Regions from separate parts of the Homo sapiens genome. Here region 2 is linked to region 1. A link is an interaction called in ENCODE POLR2A ChIA-PET data of the cell type or tissue named here. Cell type or tissue: CD4-positive, alpha-beta T cell. All regions are shown on one strand. Each heading gives the region's core, and the rest is flanking DNA. Links, peaks and the distances in the headings are about the cores only. Region 1 has its middle 3.0 kb from the start of DGCR6L. Region 2 overlaps KLHL22 (kelch like family member 22).

Region 1 (2,809 bases), core at 48-2,547:
TCTGAATGCCTGAGGGATTCAGGGCTGAGTCCACCAACATTGTTTCATGAAACTCTACTCAGCCAGCCAGTGGAGGCATCATGTATACAGTCAGCACTCCACATATCCTCACTTCCTGAGCATCTACAGTGCAAACCGACACACTCATCACACTCAAACAGCACATGCCGCACGTCAACCCGAGCCTCCCTCACAGGTTGCTTTCATCTCTTTTTCTCTCTTCACTGCAAGTTTTTTGCCCAAATGCAATTAGACACTTTTTTTTACAGAGACAGAAACCAAAGAGTTTTAACTAGGCACCACTACAGCAGTGGCTGTTGACCATCGTCTCCTGGCTGGAACCAGGGAATCCTGTGGGTGAGGGAGGAGCAATGCAGCAGCCCCAGCTGACTCACTCTGGGGTGGATGGATGGATTTACTCACTTACTTACTTATTTATTATTTGATTCTTGTTCTGTTGCCCAGGCTGCAGTACAGTGGTGTGATCTCAGCTCACTGCAGCCTGGACCTCCTGGGCTCAAGTGATCCCACCTCAGTCTCCCAAGTGGCAAGTAGCTGGGACTTCAGGCACATGCCACTATGCCAGCGAATTTTTTAAACTTTTTGTAGAGACAGGCTCTCACCCTGTTGCCCAGGCTGGTCTTGAACTCCTGGCCTCAAGCCATCTGCCCATCTTGGCCTCCCAAAGTGCTGGGATTACAGGTGTGAGTCACCACACTCAGCCCACTCAGTTTTGAGTGGCCATTTGCTTTGACTCAGCAAACACTTCTGATGGTAACAAAGCACCAACTGGGTGGCTGGTTTCAATCCTACTCTTGCCACCCAACACCGCAACATTTTATCAACCTGGAGCAAATGCTCTCGGGTCCTGAGGAGCTGGCCACACAGCCCATTTTGCTGGTGGGACAGTGGGAAGCCCCGCCCTCCTCCCATCCCACACCACTTAGGCAAGAGCTGTGCCTAGGAAATGTCACCCGTAACTGGTCCGCACAGACCCTGTCTTCTAAAAGGGTGCTGTGCCTCCACCAGACCCCATGAGCAATACATTTGTCAAGCACACGCAAGACATGCCAAGGCCAAGGCCTGACTGATTTGACAGTAAAGACACAATGAGCCCCTCTCATTCAGACCTTATTACTCACAGAGTGAAAATAAGAGAAGCCTGAGGTGGCAGCTCCCTGCTGTCCTGGTGCCACACACTAAAAAGGACAACACTGAAACAAAAGGGGTCAGAGAGCATGCGTTGCGGGACACCCACTGTGGAGGAGCCCCTTGACACTGCAGCTGGGTGGCGTCCTCATCTGCAGCTCTGTTTTGAGGGCCGGGGGCAGGGAGCCTCACCCTCACCAGGGCCAGTGAGGCAGGAAGTGAGGAACAGTCTCGGGAGACAGACGGAGTGAGCGGTGGCCTGGGTGCAGCCTGATGTTCTGGGAGGAGCAGGCTTAGGTCAGGTGCTGTGTGCACCTCTGCATGGCCTATGGGGATCCTGCAATGGCTCAGGGCCCCACAGCAGAGCTGTTTCTCCGCCCACACAACAGACATACAACCTGACACATGAAAACTCACAGAGAAACACAGAAAGGCACATGTGACAAAGAGCCACACAAAAGGCATGCAGCAAAGCCTTTTGACACACGTGCGCGCACACACACACACACACACACACACACACACACAGGCACCCACTCCTTCAAACCTTGGTGTTTGCCCAGACACAGCTGTGTCAGAGACAGGGGACCTGCAGCTCCCCAACACACACCAGTCACCCCACACTAACCCAAGGTGTCACCAGCCAGCCTGGTGGACTCGGGAGGCCAAGTGGAGGTGGACAGTGGCCGCAGAGCAAAGGCCTTCGGTGGATACCACCCGACGGGAAGAGCCATGGGGCCCATCGTGTCCACACACACAGGGGAAACGCACGTCTGCGAACCAGCTCCCCCATTCCTACACATATATCACCCATCCCTGGGGCTCTGGAGGATGAGACCCCTCCTTCCAGACCAGGCCCTCCCTGAAGACCCAGAGGTGGCCCAGGAGTCCCCATGCCTGAGTGACATACTGCTCATGTCCATGAAAAAGAAAAGGAACTTTGTGTGTGTGTGTGTGTGTGTGTGTGTGTGCGCGCGCGCACAATGGAAGTTTATATATATATGTATAAAGTATATATATATATTCATATATATATTCTTTTAAGTTCTGGGGTACATGTGCAGAACGTGCAGGTTTGTTACATAGGTATACACGTGCCATGGTGGTTTGCTGTGCCCATGAACCTATCATCTACATTACGTATTTCTCCTAATGCGAAAGGAACTTTTTTATCTGAGGAATGTGAGCTCCCTTTAATTATCTGGCCCAGAGAGGCACTGGAATGAAACAGCAGTCACATCCCACTCCTACTTGAGCTAACGACCTCTTGAAGCCAATTGCTCTGTGGGTTCCAGACTGACACCAAGTAGGCATAAAAAGCCATACGCTGGACACCATAACTCTTACCCAGTAGTCCAACACCTTATAGCCAGTCACTAAGGGTTCTCTCTGGAAAGCAGTCAGAATTCCTGCTGACTTCATATCAGCCCACTCCTTGTCCCCTTCAGTCTTTAAAAACTTGCTTGTAATAAGGCTGAATGAAGCACTCCCAGGGCAACTTGGTGTGTCCTGGGCAGCTCTCTCAGCCTTGGCCCAGACAAACTCTCTATATGAACTGTGGTTCAGTTTGTTTCTTTAGGTTGACATCCACATTAGGGGAGCAGTGTTGCTGGGCTGGGGAAGCTGGTTCAGGTCAGACGTTGCACCAAGGGTTGGAGAA
Region 2 (2,809 bases), core at 124-2,623, 140 kb before region 1:
CATTCTCGATGTCTACCGGCTGGCAGAGCTGTTTGACTTGAGCCGCCTGACTGAGCAACTGGACACCTATATCCTCAAAAACTTTGTGGCCTTCTCTCGGACTGACAAGTACCGCCAGCTTCCATTGGAGAAGGTCTACTCCCTCCTCAGCAGCAATCGCCTGGAGGTCTCCTGCGAGACCGAGGTATATGAGGGGGCCCTTCTCTACCATTATAGCCTGGAGCAGGTGCAGGCTGACCAGATCTCGCTGCACGAGCCCCCAAAGCTCCTTGAGACAGTGCGGTTTCCGCTGATGGAAGCTGAGGTCCTGCAGCGGCTGCATGACAAGCTGGACCCCAGCCCTTTGAGGGACACAGTGGCCAGCGCCCTCATGTACCACCGGAACGAGAGCCTACAGCCCAGCCTGCAGAGCCCGCAAACGGAGCTGCGGTCGGACTTCCAGTGCGTTGTGGGCTTCGGGGGCATTCACTCCACGCCGTCCACTGTCCTCAGCGACCAGGCCAAGTATCTAAACCCCTTACTGGGAGAGTGGAAGCACTTCACTGCCTCCCTGGCCCCCCGCATGTCCAACCAGGGCATCGCGGTGCTCAACAACTTCGTATACTTGATTGGAGGGGACAACAATGTCCAAGGATTTCGAGCAGAGTCCCGATGCTGGAGGTAGGACAGGGTGCTAGCTGGTCCCTTTGTCTTCAGGTGATGAGAGGGTGTGGAAGTCATGGGCTGAGAGAGCTGGTCAGGTTCCCCCCAGCCTTTCACATGAGCATCACTTGCCATTGTGGAATGAAGTCTAGGTGAATTCAGAGAAGGTGGACAGCAGTGAGATAAGAGAAGGGGACATGTGGATCGCCTTCTTTCCTGCATGTCCCCTACTCCTCAGAAACCCACTTACCCTGGACCCTTGCTCAGCCTCTTTGGGGTAGGCTAGGTTGCGAGTGCATTGTGCAGGAGGAGACGGGAGGGGAGAGGAGCCCACAGCAGGAAAGGCAGTCGGACTGGGATGGAGAGGACCTAGGAGCAGTGCCAGCTGAGCAGCCTCGCCCTCCATCATGCTCTCTCTGAGCTTTGATGCATGTTGTTTCAGTTTCCCTTCACCAGTCAGCTTTGCTCTTCTCTCTTACCTGCTTGCTAATGGTGGAACAGGCTTCCTGCTGCTGTGCCTGAGCAGCATGCGGTCTTCAGCCCAGGGGCGTGGTAAAGGCCAACAAGCATCACCGAGCCTCATGCTACATTTCCGCTCTGCCCTGCAGTCTGCCACGCACTTGGCACAATTTCCCCTGGGAAGAGGCAGTTTTCCCAAGAGAGAGTTTTGTGGACTGCTGTGGTCCGTAGGATGCGCCTGGCTCCATCAGTCACTTAGGCTGTGATCTCACAAATCCATTTCTGGGCAGAGCAAGGGACAGTGGTTCAGGCCCACAAGACTCAGCTACCATTAGATTTCCAGGGACCCCTCCACCTTACCTTGGTGCATGTGAGAAATCTCCCTACCCTTCATGCTGAAAGATGGAGCTGTGTTGGAGAGAGAGAGATTGCCAACTATTTCCAGCAGCCATGAGCTAGATGCTGACTGAGTTCATGTTCATGTTTCTATTTTCTGGGGTCAGGGTGGGGTAGGGCCTGGCCTGGCCATGCCACTTGGAATCAAGCATAGTGATCCTGGCCAAGGAGGAGAAGGCCATTTCTCAGCGACCTCTCTACTGCTGGCCCCAGGAAGTGATCTCCTTTGTTAAGCTGATGAGACTCAGAGGTTGGCAATAACACATTGTGGTTAAATATGAGGAAGGGCAGGTTTCAGAAAAAAGGAAACAGCTACCTTCATTTCCTCTCTAAACAAAGTTGTGCCCCCAGTGGGTGTGGCCACACTAGGTTTAGACTTCCCTTTGGCCAAACCTTAAACCTTCTTTTTTAGGGGGCTCGGTTTCCCAGTTGGGGGGCCAAGGCCAGACCACCCTGCTGAGAGTAACCTACAGACCTGCAAAGCCAATCTCTCCAGAGTGTTTTGGCTTCTGGCCCTTAGCAGAAGGTAGAGACAGCTGTGTGCTTGGCAGTAATGCTGGATGTTTCCACAGAGCTGTCCCTAGGGGGGTGACAGCTTGGGATTCTGCCTGCCCCTGTCCTCTGTCCACCTGCTATGGGCCATTGATCTCACTTTCACTTAAAGTAGGAGTCTGAATTTCCCCTTGTGAAGGGGTGTGAGACCAAAGCTGAACTCTGGGTAATGCTAATATTAGACCCTGTAACCAATAACCAGTCCCAAACTCCTGTCTGAGAGTAGGATCACAATGGCAAGTGGGGTCGGCAAGACCTGCCTTGAGAGAGTAGGTATCCACAGAGTGGAGGTGGCAGGAAGGACCACAGCCCTACTGGTTAACCCAGGGATGTATCATCTCTCCAGAATGAAGGCATCATTAACCTTCCAGTGGACTCAAAACTTCCAGATGAATCCTTAATTTGAATATTCTAAGATTTGGTTCTTTCTCTGCTTTCTCATTTCATCAGCCTTAGAACTGGTGAATTCTAAAAGCTATAGGCTTTTAGAATATAAGGAAACAAGATTTTGCAGTAAATTAGGCTTTGCATTTTGAGGAGTTATTACTTACCAGGTTATATCTTAAAGCATTGGTGCAGAAACCGCATATTTAAAAACCTTTCCTCTCTTGGAGCAAATGGTGTTTGTCTCCAATATACTACTTTTTCTCTTTCATTCCTTCTTTCTTTGCATCTATATTATCTGCATCATTCCTTGTACCTTTCCCATAGCCATAGCCCTGTGGATTACTGAACACCAACTACATGGTATACCTAGTAG

What was found. ChIA-PET counts read pairs that join two places held together with the same protein. Peaks named below come from ENCODE experiments on the same cell type or tissue, not always from the same donor. Only the 100,000 strongest peaks of a DNase experiment are listed, where the experiment ranks them.
Region 2: POLR2A ChIA-PET joins it to region 1 with 5 read pairs; 6 of 35 experiments call an interaction of 5 or more read pairs at or near these places.

The regions. Positions count from the first base shown.
Region 1 is chr22:20,321,668-20,324,476 of GRCh38, reverse strand. No RefSeq gene overlaps it. Among named protein-coding and RNA genes, the nearest start is that of DGCR6L, 3.0 kb to the right of the region's middle. In CD4-positive, alpha-beta T cell, for the core only: no CTCF peak of the experiment used is centred there; DNase peaks (open chromatin) are centred at 156 and 1,506; H3K27ac peaks cover 283 bases.
Region 2 is chr22:20,462,709-20,465,517 of GRCh38, reverse strand. It overlaps KLHL22 (kelch like family member 22), which reads left to right. Exons shown (of 7, transcript NM_032775.4): 4 at 1-660. All of the region lies in intron 1 of LOC124905085 (a long non-coding RNA gene), which reads right to left. Among named protein-coding and RNA genes, the nearest start is that of SCARF2, 26 kb to the right of the region's middle. RefSeq lists an enhancer at 1,103-1,292. In CD4-positive, alpha-beta T cell, for the core only: no CTCF peak of the experiment used is centred there; DNase peaks (open chromatin) are centred at 1,157 and 1,787; H3K4me3 peaks cover 510 bases; H3K27ac peaks cover 2,316 bases.